Regions from separate parts of the Homo sapiens genome. Here region 2 is linked to region 1. The links are chromatin loops, found by intact Hi-C in ENCODE. Cell type or tissue: HepG2. All regions are shown on one strand.

The links. Peaks named below come from ENCODE experiments on the same cell type or tissue, not always from the same donor. Only the 100,000 strongest peaks of a DNase experiment are listed, where the experiment ranks them.
Region 2: it touches region 1 in a loop (7-fold over the local background); 10 of 110 quality-filtered maps call a loop at or near these places.

The regions. Positions count from the first base shown.
Region 1 is chr11:20,033,190-20,041,189 of GRCh38, forward strand. It overlaps NAV2 (neuron navigator 2), which reads left to right. Exons shown (of 38, transcript NM_145117.5): 12 at 2,770-2,908. Among named protein-coding and RNA genes, the nearest start is that of NAV2-AS2, 12 kb to the right of the region's middle. In HepG2, no CTCF peak of the experiment used is centred here; DNase peaks (open chromatin) are centred at 2,682 and 3,202; H3K4me3 peaks cover 396 bases.
Region 2 is chr11:19,974,748-19,982,747 of GRCh38, forward strand. The region is part of intron 10 of NAV2 (neuron navigator 2); the gene reads left to right. It overlaps NAV2-AS3 (NAV2 antisense RNA 3), which reads right to left and starts at 6,627. Exons shown (of 2, transcript NR_174949.1): 1 at 6,490-6,627; 2 at 3,952-4,448. RefSeq lists an enhancer at 3,734-4,933 and a silencer at 4,236-4,530. In HepG2, no CTCF peak of the experiment used is centred here; DNase peaks (open chromatin) are centred at 1,884, 4,184 and 6,724; H3K4me3 peaks cover 2,846 bases.

The DNA of each region.
Region 1 (8,000 bases):
ATGGGCAGGATGATACCTACCTTGCAGGTATGATATGAGGACTGGAGAAACCTATAACAATATATTTAAAGTACCCAGCACAATGCCTGATCATGATAAGCACTTAGTTGTTATCGCTAAGCAGGCCCCTGCATATATTTGGACGATAGGACGGCCCTTTGTATAGAGAATAGCTAGAAAACTGTGTAAGAGTGTATAGAAGCAAATAGAAATGTGTGACACTATGTAGGAATTTAAAGTAGGAGATGATGTGGGTGGGCTGGAGTATTTGAAGAAAGCCTTAAAGGAAGAATTTGGAACAGGATGGAGGGCTGGGCACAAGAAGTAGAATTACAGGAGTGAAGTGTGCAGAGTTCCAGAGCTGCTGGACCCTTGTGGATTCATTCACAATAAGCCCCTTTTGAGCCCTCACTCTCCCTGCCTCATCCTCCCACCTTGGGACCACCCTCACATTCCCCTGCATTTCTGTGCGATGTTCCAGGTTGGGTTTTGGAAGCCAAATAGTGTTGAAGGAGAAGGTGATGAAAACAGGTTTTTAGTAAGCCTTTGTCTTCCTGCCTGATCAGCAGAGCTCAAGATGTACAGGCAGGTATCTTCCAAGCTGCTGGAATGAACTAGAACTTTGGGGTTATGTGTGTGTGTGGCAGACGTTCTGTTGGCTTTCAAAATCTCAACCACTCAGCATTTCCCAGGTTCCACGCTGCCACTTTGTAGGGCTTTCAGCAAGACTGTGGAAGACTGAGTGGTAGAATAATGAGGTTAAGTCAATGCTTTGGTATCAGACCTGCCACTCCTGGCTGAGCGGCCTTTAACCAGGCTGCCTGGCCTCCCAAGCCTGGCGTCCTCCTGAGAAAGTGGGCTGTGTCACATCTGGTGTGTGCTGAGAATTGACATAATACAAAACTGTCTGCAGTCACAGTAAAGAGGGTAGTTGGTTCTGGAATCAGAATGGCTCGATCAAGATCCACTCTGTCTCTTCCTAGCCCTCTGACCTTGTACAGGGTATCTATTTTTTTCTAAGCCTCACTTTCTCTGCCTGTACAATAGAAAAACAATAATACCCTTTTCCCCTATAGGTCAATTAGAGTAGTGTCACACTGATCTTGGAATTCTGCTTTATTGTCTACGTGACTTCTCACTTCTGTAAGTTTCGATCAGCAAGTTTTTTTTTTGTTTTTTTTTTTTTTTTTGTTTGTTTGTTTGTTTTTGAGACAGAGTCTTACTCTGTTGCCCAGGCTGGAGTGCAGTGGTGTGATCTCAGCTCACTGCAACCTCTGCCTCCCGGGTTCAAGCAATCATCCTGCCTCAGCTTCCCAAGTAGCTGGGATTATAGGCATGTGCCACCACCCCCGGCTAATTTTTGTGTACTTTTAGTAGAGATGGGGTTTCACCATGTTGGCCAGGCTGGTCTCGAACTCCTGACCTCAGGTGATCCACCCGCCTTGGCTTCCCAAAGTGCTGGGATTACAGGCATGAGCCACTGTGCCCAGCCCTCGATTAGCAAGTATTTATTGAGCACTTGCTACATATCTGCTACACCACAGCAAACAAATGAGTAAATGCAACAGGGTGACGTGACAGAGTGTGACAGGCTTGATGGCTGGTGGGGTGGTTTTCCTGAGAAGGTAACTCTTCAGCTGAGATCTGAAAGATGAGAGGAGGCAGGGGCAAGTGTTCAGAAAGAGGGACAAGCAACAGAAAGCCTCAAAGAGAGCAATCTTGGCTTAGAAGGAACAGAAGTGCATGTGATCAGAGCCACTCGCAATGGAGAGGGGTGCAAAACAGGACTGGGGTAGGAGGCAAGCTCAGAGGGTCTTGAGGGGCCATATAGAGAGTTTGGACTCTTAATTACCTGAGAAACAACTCAAGGGTATTAAGCAGTAAAGTGACAGGATATTCTGACTGCTGCGGGCGGATGGACCATTAGGGAGCAGAAGCAGACCACAGAGACCAGCTGGCCTTTTAGCAGTAATCCAGGCAGCATTGACCGCACCATGAACTGCAGGGTGGCAGTGGGGGCAGAGAACTGCACATTTGGATATGTTTTGGAAGCAAGGTGATAGGACTGGGTGCTGGATTAAACGTGGTGGTGGTATTGGCAGGTGGGGAGATGGTACAAAAGAAAAAAGAAAGAAAGAACCATTGCTAGGAGACTGGACTTAGGCAGCTTGGGACTGACCTCATTCGGTTGGAGGGTTGGGAAATGAAGAACATCTATTTTAGATGTATTTGGGGATATTATTAGAGTTAGAGCTGCTAACCAAGTTGACAGGTTTCTCCTAACTGTTGCCGCTCTCCCTCGCTCGGCGTTTCATTCCAGGAGTGAAGTCTGCAGAAGTCATACAGCAGCTCTGCCCTCTGACCCGACAGGTGCCTGCTGCGGAGTCCTTCCCTGCATGCTTTTAGCTCTAGTCCCCAGACTCACTGCCCCTACTCTGCCACTAGGCCTGGGAAGGAACAAATTGGTTTCCATAAAATTCTCAGGATGAAGTTGAGAATGGGGTAGGACATGGGTAGTGTCTGTAGCCACCCCTGCTATGGAAGCACTTAGTTTGGGGAAGGTATCTGTCAGCCTCTTCACCCAGCTTCCAATCCCAGACAGCAATGATTGATGTGGAGATGAGTCACATCTGAGTCAAGAGAGCTTTGTCCGGGGCTTCATGGCACAGATTGGATCTTTTCGGGGATGGTGTTTGTCTGTCTGTGTCATCAGCCTGAGCTGGAACAGCCTGAGGTTTTGGTGCTCAGGATGTGTGTTTGTCTTGGCAGCTGGGACGACAGCAGCTCCGTCAGCAGCGGCATCAGCGACACCATAGACAACCTCAGCACTGATGACATCAACACCAGCTCCTCCATCAGCTCTTATGCCAACACACCTGCCTCCTCTCGAAAAAACCTGGATGTGCAGGTGAGGAACACAGGCCCTCCCAGGCTCCTCCAGCAGCCTCTGGCAGCAGGGAACCTTGGGCTTGTGGGGTAAGAGGGCCATTTGGGGCAACCAGAATCTCCAGGTTGATGAGATGAGGCCCAGCCTCCTGCCGCCTCTGCTCTCACCTCCTGACCCTGACCTGTGTCCACAAGGGAGGGGTCAGGCAGCGGATGGTGGACACGGGAGTAGGGAGGCTTCACCACCCTCACTGTGTGGACTTGATGAAATCACTCTTCCTCCCTGGACCTCGGTTTCATAATTTGTTTAAAAACAAACAACAGAAAAGGATGTGGGACTTTAGCAATTTTCAGCCCAGAGTGTGTGTCTCTTATTTGCCGCAGCAAGCCACTGCTATCCAGGGGCACGTGTCTAATCCCTGTAGGAGGATGGGGTGGAAATAAAGATTGAGAACCCTGGACCGGAAGGCCGGGATGTCCTGACCTGTGGTTGAGAACTCTGTCTCTGGGTTACATTCCCCTGCTGACGTGTTTTATTTGGCCCACAGTGTTACCCTTCTTTTAAACTAGATTCCCTGTCAAATTTTTAGAATTATATTATTTCACATGAAAATGTCTTCCTGGTTGCTCTTGAGAAAAACAAAGATATTGCTTCCTTGAGCCTACATTCTCCATGTGGTGACAATCAACAGATGTCCCAGTATCCAACCCCTTAGACCTGCCACTCCTGCTCCAGTGTGCACAGCTGCTACCCTGCTGGCCAGCTGTACTCCTTAAATTACCTGCCTGACCCCAAGGCACTGGAGTTTTCCATTCCTACTTTAAGGCTTCAGATTTCATGTTTCAAATGTGGTGTAGTTTCATGTGGACACGTTCACTGACCCTCAGACCATTCCTTCATGATTGGCAAGGGATGGTTCTGAAAGGCCCATTTTACTAGTGGAAACGTAAAGTGCTGTCCTCACAGCTTGTCCCCAGTTTGGGACTGACCAGCACCAGAACTGGCCAGCTGTGGTGGCATTGGCGTCGTAGGCTGGAATCTTTTTCATGATTGATCCCTCCCATTTGCAGGCGCCACCCCTCCCCACCCCCCATCTTTGGCGAACCCTTGGAGAAATCTGTTTGGGACAAAGTCTCTCAGAGCAACCTTGCGGGGAGGCAGAACTAGCACTGCCCCGTCTTTCACTCCCTTCCATAACCTCTTCCTTTCTCAGCAGTGCTTTACTTCATACAGATAGGAGCTGATTTGGAAATCTATTTTCTTTTAAAGGTATCTCTTCTTTGACAATAGGGCTAAAAAAAAAAAAAAGGATGTATCAGAGTGTGGGAGTAATTCTGTCCCACAGAAATGGAAACGTTTAATGCCTGATGAAATACATTAGGTGTTGCCCCTGGGATTCCCAGTTACTTCTTGTATTCTTCATTTGAGCCAGACTTTCTGATTATTGTTCAGAAACCCAACCTAGTGACAGTGGGTGGTGGTAGTTGTTTTAAGAAACAAAAACTACCCATATGACTAGAAAGGGGGCCATGGGTAATGCTCTGTATGTTAATCTGAGCAGTGGCTATGTAAGTATGTTAATTTTCTAAAATGTATTCAAGCTATGTACTTAAGATTTGTGTACTTTACTGTACAAAAACCAAACAAACAAAACCTAAGCCACACTTCACAAGCCGATCACTGTTTCATCAGTGATTAGACGCAAGTCAGAAGTGCCCAGCCAGGCTATGCTCCTGCCACCAATTTTCCTTTCCTTGTGAACACTAATTTTTTTTTCCTGAGGCTCATTGTATATTCAAGATAAGAACAACCAGACTGTCCTTAGATACTAAGGAAGGAACCAAGGAATTGCTCACCCTGCATCTACATATTCAGGAGGCAGGCTATTAGAGGTACTGCAGAGAGAGAGAGAGAGAGATCCATGAGGTTTCCATTTTTGACTTACAAGGTAGGAGAAGCTTGCTCCTGAGATGCAGGTGGAGCCAGTAAAACACTGTACTGGAAGAATGTCCTTGCCTTTGTTCCCTTCTTGCAAAGCTGGAATTGAAATCTCTGGTTCCACATTGATAAACAACTCGGATTTGTACATGATTTTCTAGCTGATACAGTCGCCCCAGCTCTTTAGACCAGCTCTTTGCTTTCATCTTGTAAATGTCACATCAGAAAAGGCTGCAGGATTCTGCACAAACATGCCTTTTGATCAAGATCAGAAGTTATTTTAAGGGATGTAAATGGTTTACTACTCATTGGGTAGGTTTTTTTTCCTATAAAACTACCTGAGTTTAAAATGTTGAAATGAAAACTAAAAAAAAAGTAGGTCTTAAAGTAAACTAAATGCAGATTACACCAATAGTTACTAAGATTTCTAACGCAATGGTTTCTTTAAATGGATTTTTAGTGACATTCCTTTTGTTCCTGTCCAGGGAGCATCTCAAAATATTTGAATCAGCATAATTCACAGGCTCCCATCCTCCTCCCTCATATCACGCTGAGGAATGCTAAGGGCCATTACTCCTGTCTGAGCGGCATCAGGCAATGGGAAGATGTGCGTTGTACCCTTCCCAAGAGCTGCGCCTTCTATGCTGTGGCTCATTTGGGTTCCTGTCACATACTGGTTTACCCTGGAACAGGTGGGCAGCACACAGTCTGCCAGGCAAGGCGTGGGGAGGCAGGGAGAAGTGGCTCAGCATGTCCATCAGGAAAGCAAATTGAGGACAGGTTGCCTGCCTAGGTTTTTGCTGTTTGAAAAGCCTCTGAGAAATAACTAAAGCATCTCAGGAACAGGGAAGTTATTGTCTGGAAAACCTAAGAAACAGCCTCGTATAGCTGATTGAAAGAAGAGGAGACGGATCATTGGGAATGGAGATTCCTTTTGTCTGTGAGGGACTCCGCTATCACTGGGGACATTGAGGAGCAACGGAGAATGCCCCCCACAGAGCACAGGTGCCCAGCTGTCCAGCATCAGCTCCTGTGCCCACTGTTTCCTCAGGGCCAGGCAGAGAATCCCCTGCTTGAGGCCCAAGAGCCTCTTGAGCAACTCCTCCAGGAGAGCTGGTGAGTCCGGTTGGCCAAGCAAATTGAGGTGTCAGGGAGTAGGTGTGGACCTGGAAGCCACATGATCTTGAGTTGTGCTCCTCACTCTATGACATCCTTGGATGAACTAAGCACTCTCTCCGAGCCCCTGCCTCCTCATCCATAACATGGCACTAATTAGATGCACCTTCAAGGGTGAGTGTGAAAGTAACAGGGAAATGCTTTATCAGCACATGCTTCCCTAGGTGCCTGAGACTGGATGGTTCCTCAGAAGTTACTTTCTTTCCTTCTTCCTTCCCTCCATTTCTCTTATCTCTCCCTCCCTTCCTCCCTCCTCTCCTTCCCTTCGTCCCTTCCCAGCCCCTGCCACCTGGGTTAACTGTTCCTCTGCCTCCAGCCTCCATTCATGGCAGTTAACTAAAGGTTGACTACGTTCTTAATATATTTTGTTTGTAGTCTCAAAGCAACTCATCTTACTTTGCAGTATTTTATTTTGAGGACAGATGTTGGTGGCAAAGGGCTTTAACAAACACACGCAACTCCCTCACATATTCATCTGTACATTCAGTATTTTCTCTCAGTTCTGTGGAAGGCACCATCCCAGGTGCTGAGGAGCAAAGATGCACACATCAAGATTTCCTCTCATTTTCAATGCCTGTGAAATGTTTAATAACATATGCGGAGGAAAAAGATAATTCCATGTCAGTTTATTTTTTGCTACTCAGGGAAATAAAATTCTGAATTATGTGGCAAGGATTCCTGTCTTGTGTGGCCTTGAGTGACCCTAGAGCTCTCTAGATGTTGGCATGGATGTAGGGATGGGGTTTGGCTGGGGGTGAGGAGGGGTGCCCCCTTCTGCTCACCCGCTGGGTAAGTTACTTTTCCTCTTCAGCCCTGTATTTTCCTGATGTGTAAAATGTGGATAATAACACAGCCTGAGAGGATAAGATGAGTTCAGGATGTATGTGGAGGGACACAGTGCCTGGCAGGATGACTGGCAGGCGATGATGTTGATGCAGATAATTATCTCCATGGTCACTGGGGCTTAAACTTGAGCCAGCTCAGCATCTAGATCCGCAAGGGATATGGCACAGGGAGGGAATATCCCTGCCTTCCAAAGGCCTGTGGCCCAGTGGCAGAAGAGACAAGTACCTGTTCTCCCATAATGCAAGACAAAGGCAGGATAAATGCTAAAGATGGACAACAGAGTGCTGGGGATTTTCAGAGGCAGGAAAGTTGGTAATGAATAGAACCACTGTTTATTGAGTCCCCCCACACTGAGTTCACTGAGTTCACCATCAATGCTGTAAGAGACCTATTTATCATCCATGTTTTATACATGAGTTAATAAGTTCAGATAAGTAGGGCAATGTCTTCCAAGGTCATGCACAGCAAATGAGTGGCAGCACCGAACACTTGAACCCAGATCTGTCAGACCCAAAGCCCACACTCTTCCCCCACATCATGCTCCTCAGGCCTCACCTCTTGCTCTCAGAAGACTGGCCTCCCTTCTGAAGTCCCTTGTGCGTGGCTTCTTTCCTCACCTTCCCATGTGGATATCGAATGACTACATAGACTTCCAAGAACAGGCAGAAGAAAACCCTTCAGAAAGGAGGTACCATTGAGATGGAAACAACTGGCCGAGGCATGGAGGGGAAGGCAGGATAGAACTCTTCGTACGTCCCCATGTGGATGTCCTGTTGGCTGGTTCCGCTGTTGCGAGCTCCAGGAACAGAGAGGCTGGGACTTTCTCGTTTTTTAATCCCAAGGGGTGCCACCTTATAGTCCGGCATGTAGCTCATGAAGGATTCAGAGTAGAGCTGGGAAGGTGACCACCCTGGACCAAGCTAGGGAGATGTGATGGCTGGATGATTGTTCTTTCCAGAGAGAGAAAGTCAAGCCACATTCCCAGGCCAGGGGCATGTGCGCTGTCTCTGCCACTGATGGAAATGGAGTTGTATGGGTCCCACCTAGAGGCTAAGCTAGAGCTGCTCTAGAACTGGGGTTGGGGAGCCTGCCAGTATGGAAGGAGAATCTGCTGGGTATAGCTATTAGGTGCTACTGAGTATGCACAAATGTA
Region 2 (8,000 bases), 58 kb before region 1:
CAAGACCCTGTTTCTAAGAAAAAAGTGTACATAATAATAGAGCAAAGTGTTGGGGGGAAGAGGGGATATAAAGGAACTCTGTAATTTCTGTACAGTGTTAGAGAAATAATCTCTTAAAAAGTAAAGTCTGTTTTTTAAAAATATGCAAGATTTGGGCCTCACTAAATACATCTTGCGTGTATGAAGCTGAGGCCTTGGAATAAGCATTTTGGTCAGGCTCTCCAGAGGATCTGCCTGTATTCTGAGGTTTGAGAATTCCTGGATATCAGTCCATCTCCTTTCACCATCTGTTTCATTCTAAGAAAGAGCTTAAAGGGGCTTTGTCTAGAGAACTGTCTCTTGTGTGTTAGGATGTGTTTCATCTTTCAGAAGGTGGACAAAAAGCTTCCTGCTAATGCTAGAAATATTTGCTGCAATTCCACACTGACAGTTGAACCACAGTAAAGACAATTCAGGCAAGACCAGTTTCAGACACAGGAACTGTCAATTTTCGAACGTGTGCAGCCTTTCTTCAGAAGTGTGCCCTGCCTGCGTCCATTTCAAACAAGCGTAGCCATGGATTATAATTAAAATTTTACATATCTCTATTGGTTTAAGGGTGATAAGTACACTATTGTTATAATCCTTGGCTCTTTGTGCATCGGAGTATGTATTTTATTAGGGCTATTATAGGCCTTTCAAATTAAAATGCTCCTGGACTTTATATACGTATAGATCTTTTTCAACCAAAATGCTCTGGAAATTAGTATTAGATGGAATTTTATTAAACTTGTGGAAAGTCACATTGCATTTTGCAAAAGACACACAAACCTTGGTAGCCTGTTTCACCACCACACAGAAATTCTCCACGTGATCAATCTCTCTGCTAGGAGTTTGGTGAAAGCAAGACCCAAGCAGTGGTGAGATTGAGCCTGTGTGCTAAAACTCAGGGTAACGTGAATTGTAGCAATGCCATGAGCCACTGCGGAATTGGTTTATAGCAAACAGACAAGTCTTGCAATGTAGAAATCATTGTAGAGTGTGTTGAAGCATCTGCTCAGCCAGGATCTACTTCTGCCCTGTTTTAGCAAAGTCACTGCTAAGGTGGGGCCTCGAGGTCTGTGAGCCAACTCATGCTGGATGTGAATTTTGCACATATGTGAGATGAGGTCCCTAGCTTTCACTCGTTTCTCCAAAGAGGTTAATAAGAAAGTTTAGGAATTTCTGATTTCGATAATGGTCTGTAAACTGGATTTGGTTGTAGTTGTTTTTAAAATATATATGTGCCATGCTATTGAAATATTGCATATACTCTATAGCGTGCAAAAACATAGGAATCAGAAAGATCTTGATGAGAAATAAATATACGTAGAAGCACTTGCGTTTTCACTCCTGGATCATCTGTGCTCCCCTCTACAGAGACCACTGCCCGGGTCCAGTGCTTCTTTTTCTTTAGTGTGCACACAAATCACCTGGGGGGTTTATGGAAATGTTGAGTCTGATTTAGAAGGTCTCGGATATTGCTTTTTAAGACAGCTTCCAGGTGATGTTGAAACTACTGCTCCATGGCCCGTATTTCAAGCAGCAGGTAGATGGAGAGGCGTGTGTTGAGTTGAGCTGCAGACAGCGACTCCCACGCTATCTCTTCTGTCTCTCTCTCTTTCAAGCAGTCCTCAGCACTGGCTTTAGGAAGTAGAAATGGCAAAAGTCTGTGACACCAGTTTTCCCTGGCGAGGCTGGCAGGGGGCCCCTGGGACCTTTTGACTCCTCTTTAACTCAGGCCCACCTTTTCCTGCTGCTGCCTCTGTCCCCATGGCCTGCTAGATCTGAGCCCTTGTTTGATTAGCTTAGCAACATCTTTGCAGTACTCCCCAGTGAGGTGTGCTCTGTTGACTGGGACTAGCCAGAGTCAGCTCCAGAACTCCTGAGTGAGTTCACTTCTGCAGCAGCCTTGACTTCCTGCTGTACCTTGACCAGAGGATTTATCTGGGTTTTCCTGGTTATCTGGCTCACTTTGCAGCAGAGAAGCAGGGGCTGGTGCCCCTTCAACTGTGTGTTCTCCTGGGGGATGGCTCGTGGCCATTGAAGAAACTTTGCAGCAGTGCAGTCTATATGCCATGGTCACGTCATCCTATGCTCTGAACCAAGGTGGTGTGTGTTGTGGCCACAGGAGACTGTTCCAGGCTTGAGTGACATAAGGGAAGATTTTACTCACGATGTACATTGAACTCCCAAATCCTCCTAAAAAGAACAAGTCGCTATCAACTTGGTGACATCCTGAAGAGCTGACAGTCCTGGAGGACAGTAGGAAATCGCATAAAGGGTGCCCCAATTTTGCATCAAGCAGAAAGGTAGGAAACTGGTTGGATTCTCTAAGTCACATTTCCCACTGGCCTCTGTCAGCGGTTGTTGGAAGCATTCCCCCAAAGGCATGAAGGCCAAAGATGTGTGGGTCTGTCCGAAGAATTGCCCACTAAGTCATAAAAATGAAAGATTACATTTCTTACCCCTCTTCCACCTCACATCCTCTTGTTTCTTAACTGTGTGGATTGTGCAGTCTGTCTTATTTATGGTTAAAGTCCTGTTACCACAGGGAACCCCAACTGAGAAAGGCATTGTCACCTTGGGCTTTCTCTCCAAAGGTTGTTGTTGGTTTTGTTTCATCTTGTGTCAGTTTGGGGTGACCCATAATCAGGAAGAGGCAATACTGTGTTCTTCGCTTGAATTTCACCTTTATTTGATTCTAAAATATGTAAGAATATGCTGTGAGTAGGATATTAGAGTCACTGCAACATGTCTCTGAACTTGTCGTGGGGGACAAAGGTTTTGATAAATATGCCACGTTTGCCTGAACATTTATGCCTAAAAACTCATTGAGGACAAAGTGGTTTCCATGTGTTTCCTTAGCAAAATTTTAAGTATTCACTAAATTTTAGTGCTGCAGTTTTATAATTCGCACTGAGAAATTAAGCCCTTTTTTTTTCCAGTCATATTTTTGCATTTCAGAGCATTCTCTTCTTCCTTGAGCCAATGTGGCCACTGCTTTTCTTTTCAGAGAGGTCAACTTTTTTCTTTTTTTTTTTTTTTTTTTTTTTGAGACAGGGTTTCACTCCGGTTGCCCAGGCTGGAGTGCAATGGCACAGTCTCGGCTCACTGCAACCTCTGCCTCCCGGGTTCAAGCAATTCTCCTGCTTCAGTCTCCCGAGTAGCTGGGATTACAGGCGCCTGCCACCACGCCCAGCTCATTTTGTTTTTTTTTGTTTTTTTTGGTTTTTTTTAGTAGAAACGGGGTTTCACTATGTTAGCCAGGCAGGTCTCAAGCTCCTGACCTCTGGTGATCCACCCACCTCAGCCTCCCAAAGTGCTGGGACTACAGGCGTGAGCCACCACACCCAGCAAGGTCAGTTTTTTTTTCAAAAGGATGCAGGCAGCTTTGTTAGACTCGCTGGCCGGTGCATCCTCCTACGACCCGGAGTGAAGTTGATTCATCTGTCTTCTCAGAGGCCCTAAACTAAAGGGATTCTTTTCCAGGTCTGTCCAGAAACTCGATTTGCATCCTAATAAACTCAGAGAATGAATGTCACACTGTATTATAACTGAGTAGAGGGGCCTGTGAAAGCATATGATGTTTGGGGATCTGGATGTTGATGACATTGCTCAACAACAAGGGCTTTTCGTCAGCCCCCATTAGTTTTTTCAATCTAATGCAACAAAGTATGTGTTGATATATACGTCCAGATATTTATATTGTTATTGGCAAGGAATATTACACACACATTTGTAATTATTCCATGTTTCTGTGTCCACGTTTCAACCAAAAGTGTGTCCAAAAAATAGAGACAGGCTGACGTGTCTTCGAAGAAAAGTAATTATGTAGGATTGATTTGTTTTCTGTTTGTTCTTTCATTTCTTGCATCTGAGAGGTTTTTTTTTTTTTTTTTTTTTTATGTCATGCTCTATTAGAAATGCACTCGACTAGAGCAAGTCGGTACGTATTTCTTTCCTTCTCTGTCCCCTCTCTCCTCACACAGTTCTTGACAGAGGTGATTTCTGGTGAGATTAGTGGCAGTCAGTTTGTATTACTTATGCAGGCCATGTTGAACTGTGAACTTTGGAAATGAGAAGCCACCTTTCGCCGCTTCTGAAGGTGACTCACAAAGCCAGTTTCACTTGGTTCCACATTGTTGCATCATTACATTTAAAGAAAGGGAAGAAATCTGTTTACTAAATGTTAGACTTGAAGTCTGGAGTATTTGTTCTAGCAGGTCCTGTTAGATTCCACAGCTTTTTCATAGCTAGTGTCAGTTACCAACCTATTCTGTAGAGAAAGTTCCTTTTGTAAAAGGCATGTTGCCTTCACAGGTCTGTCTTGACTGGAGGGATGGTGAGGACTACCCTTCAAGTCTGGCCAGCTCCCAGAGGTCTGGGATGACTCAGACAGGACTAGGAAATGGTGTGTTCTGAAAAATCTGTAGAAGAAAGTACTGATGAGAAAATGCCCACCAAAAATTGAATACAGAATGTTGGAAGAATCGAAAAGTCGACGTTCTCTTTGAAACAGAAGCCAGAGCCTGTTACTCATTAGTACCTTCATGTATCCCCCATCTTACAGGCAGAGGCCTGGCATCCAAGATGTTCAAAACCATCCCCCAGGTCCCATGCAGCCCAGTTCCTAGCTGTGATCCCAGTGTTCTAACAATAGTGAACTACTTACCCTTCTCTGAACATACCTTCCCCTCTGCCATTTCTCTCTGCTTTTGCATAGGTTATCCATGTGTCTAGATGGATCCTCTTTTGGCTGGCAAACTCCTCCGCACCCTTTAGGGCCAACTTAAACAGCACTCCTCTGCGACGCTTTCTCCCGTGTGTTCTCAAAGCCAGTCATGCATTCATCTGTTATACCACTTTTATGTAGCAGTAGAGCTATTTGCATGTCTTAGTCCCTAGTAGGTTTTGAGCTTCACCAGAGCAGGAACTAGGTCTTGCCACTCCTGTAAGCAGCTAATGATTAGGAAGTGCTCCCTATATGCCAGGCACTGGGCTTTCTAAACATATGCACTGTCTCATTTAACCTGCCACAATCCTATGAGGGAACTTAAACTAGAAGAAATTGCGCTGAAATGCGACAGTTGGGATTTGAACTCACCTGCCTGCGCTGGGATCTTAACCACAGCTCTGTTTTCCTCATCTGAACAATAGAGATGACAATAACACTTGATAAGATTATTTTGAAGGTTGAATGCCATGATTTATGTGAAGCACTTAACACAGTACCCAGTGAGCATTTAGTACCATTAGTGCTTACTAACAATGATGTATACTAGGTCCTTCAGCCAGCAAGGGGCAGAGAAGGCATTTGAACAACTTGGGTCTAACAACAGTCATGTTCCTTAACCCTGATGCTCATGGGCCACCCCAGGGAAGCAAGAAAAACACCCCACAGACACCTTGTCCCTTTAGCAGAGGCTCTGACTCTTTCCATCCAGGGGTCTCTGGGGAAGCTTAAGAAGGTGGATGCGGAGAGCCGCCTCCACCCACCTATCATGGCAGAACTCGGGAGGGTAATGGGGAGATGGTTCAGTAGCTTAGCAACTGAGGCAAGAGTCCACTCAGAAGACATTAGGATGTTACCAGCACCTCATTAGGCTCCAGCACTAATTATTTATCTCTCCAAGGAGAAGGAAAGTGTGGCATGGGTGTTCTGAGATTGAGTTCTTGGATCAGCTGGTTCCTTTGCTTGTGACCTCAGACAAGTCATTTCTTCTTCACCCAGTGTGAGCCTCTTATAAAAGCTCCTCAAGTGGAGGATGAGGCCATCAGTCCTCTGGCTCCCTGAACCTTCAGAAACACAAGCTTTTTTAACACTTCTGGGCAAAAGCCAGTGTTTCAGATAAACACACCCGTGGCTGCTTCATCTGTAAATTATGCTTTCTTAAGGCCTTCACTTTGTTAAGGCAGTCTATATTGATGTATACAATAGCCAATTCCTATACAAATTTTGGTCCAGCAAACCCAAATTTGTATATTTTTCATTGACTGTATAATACAGGAGTTATTTAAAAATATATACAGAGCTGTTTGTAAATCATTGTAATTGGTGGATAATAATTTAGAAACATTTTAAATTAATTTCTTGAGTGTGAGGCTGGCTCTAACCACAGCTCTGTCTCTGGTGCTGTGCCGTCTCCCAAGGAGAGACATACAACAGAATTTATTTCAAAGAATATTGTTGTTTAAAAAACAGTTGAACATGTGTTTACATATCTCTAAAAGAAGAGGTAAGTTCCCCATTTTCCTTATCACTCTGCCTGCCCTCCCTCTACATGCGCACGATAAGTGAAATAGACTTGCAGTCTTGAAACTAGATCATTGTCAGACTAGTTGCATTCACCTCCCTGACTTTCATTTCTTCCTACAGTTTGAGAAGGCAGAAGATCCTGATTTAGCTTTGCCTTTCCCCTCCCCTCTGCCAAAACAAAGTCAGAATTCCCAACAGCAAGCCCAGCTCACATGTTCAGTTCCATTTCAGTCCCATTTCTCAGAGGCTTTCCCGCTTTTCTGGGGTTGTCGTTTTCTGATACATCCACGTTGCACCCGGGTGTAGCTGGGCTGGGGCTGCAACGTTTCTCAGCATTCTGTGTCTGGAATGCTCACCAGGCCCCACAGTCTGGCCTTAGCAGGAAGCCAGGGTTCTGTACATGTGGGCCTTGTCTACATGCCTGTGTGTGTGTAATTACCCAACCGTGTGTGTTGTTTCACCAGCAATAAAAATCCAGCAGGGAAATGAATGCTAAAATTAGTTTGTTTGTCCTTTGACAAGATCTCCCCAGTTGAAAGAATTTTGTTTATCTAACTGGCTGGGCAGACTTGGCTAAGATCAAAATTAACTGCCTTGCTTAATGGTGTAATAGATGGTATTTTGAAGAGCTTCCACTGAGTTCTCCTTGAAAGGACGTGGGGTCTAGAAAGTCCAGCCTCTGGCAAAGTTATGGCATTTTGGTGTAGGTGTTTTTTCCTCCTTGTGCTACCTGTAGGATGGATGCCCATAACCCATTACTCTACCCTGAGTCACTCTATCTGTTGGAGGGTGGCTGGATGGATGGATGATGGGTAGATTGGCAGATCGACAGTTTAATTTGCTTGTCATATGTCTTAAATGTAAGTTTGTTAAAGCTTAAGAGGAAAGAAAACCTGTAATCAGTGTTCTTGCAAAAAAAATTTGCACAGCCCTATGGCTGTGTCTTTGGGCTTCATTCATTCATGTGTTCATTCATTCAACAAAAACAGCATTTAATAAGCACCTAGTATGTACTAAGCTCATGGGATATAGATTTGAACAAAATAAGAATCTCTGCCTGCAAAGAGCTTACTATTTAGTGTGAGAGACATGCATTGAAGGGCAATTAAACAAATAATTATTTAACTATAGCTGTAATCATTTTTTATATTTTTATTGAGATTTAATTCATATATCATGAAATTCACCATTTTATTTATTTATTTTTGGGGTTTTCTTTTTTGTTTTGTTTTTGTTTTTGTTTTGTTTTGTTTTGTTTTTTGAGACGGAATCTCACTCTGTCGCCCAGGCTGGAGAGCAGTGGCACGATCTCGGCTCACTGCAACCTCCACCTCCCGGGTTCAAGTGATTCTCCTGCCTCAGCCTCCCAAGTAGCTGGGACTACAACAGGTGCATGCCACGTGCCCGGCTAAAAATTCACCATTTTAAAGCATACAATTTGATGGTTTTTAATGTATTCACAGAGTGGTTTTTAAAATGATAAAGTTGAGTGAAAACTTCAGTCTCTTCTGTTGCATTTTCAGCACAAGCACAAACACTTAGTCTGATTTACTCCAACAGATTTCTCATTATGTTGATATTGTGACCTTGGGGATCATTAATGTCATAAAGGGAGGAGCAGGGAACATTGGAGGTGTTGAATTTAGCCACAGTAGCTTAGAAGCTTCCTGGGTTCCTCTTACCCATTCTGGAAGGTGCTTTTCACATGAGATAACTCCAGTGA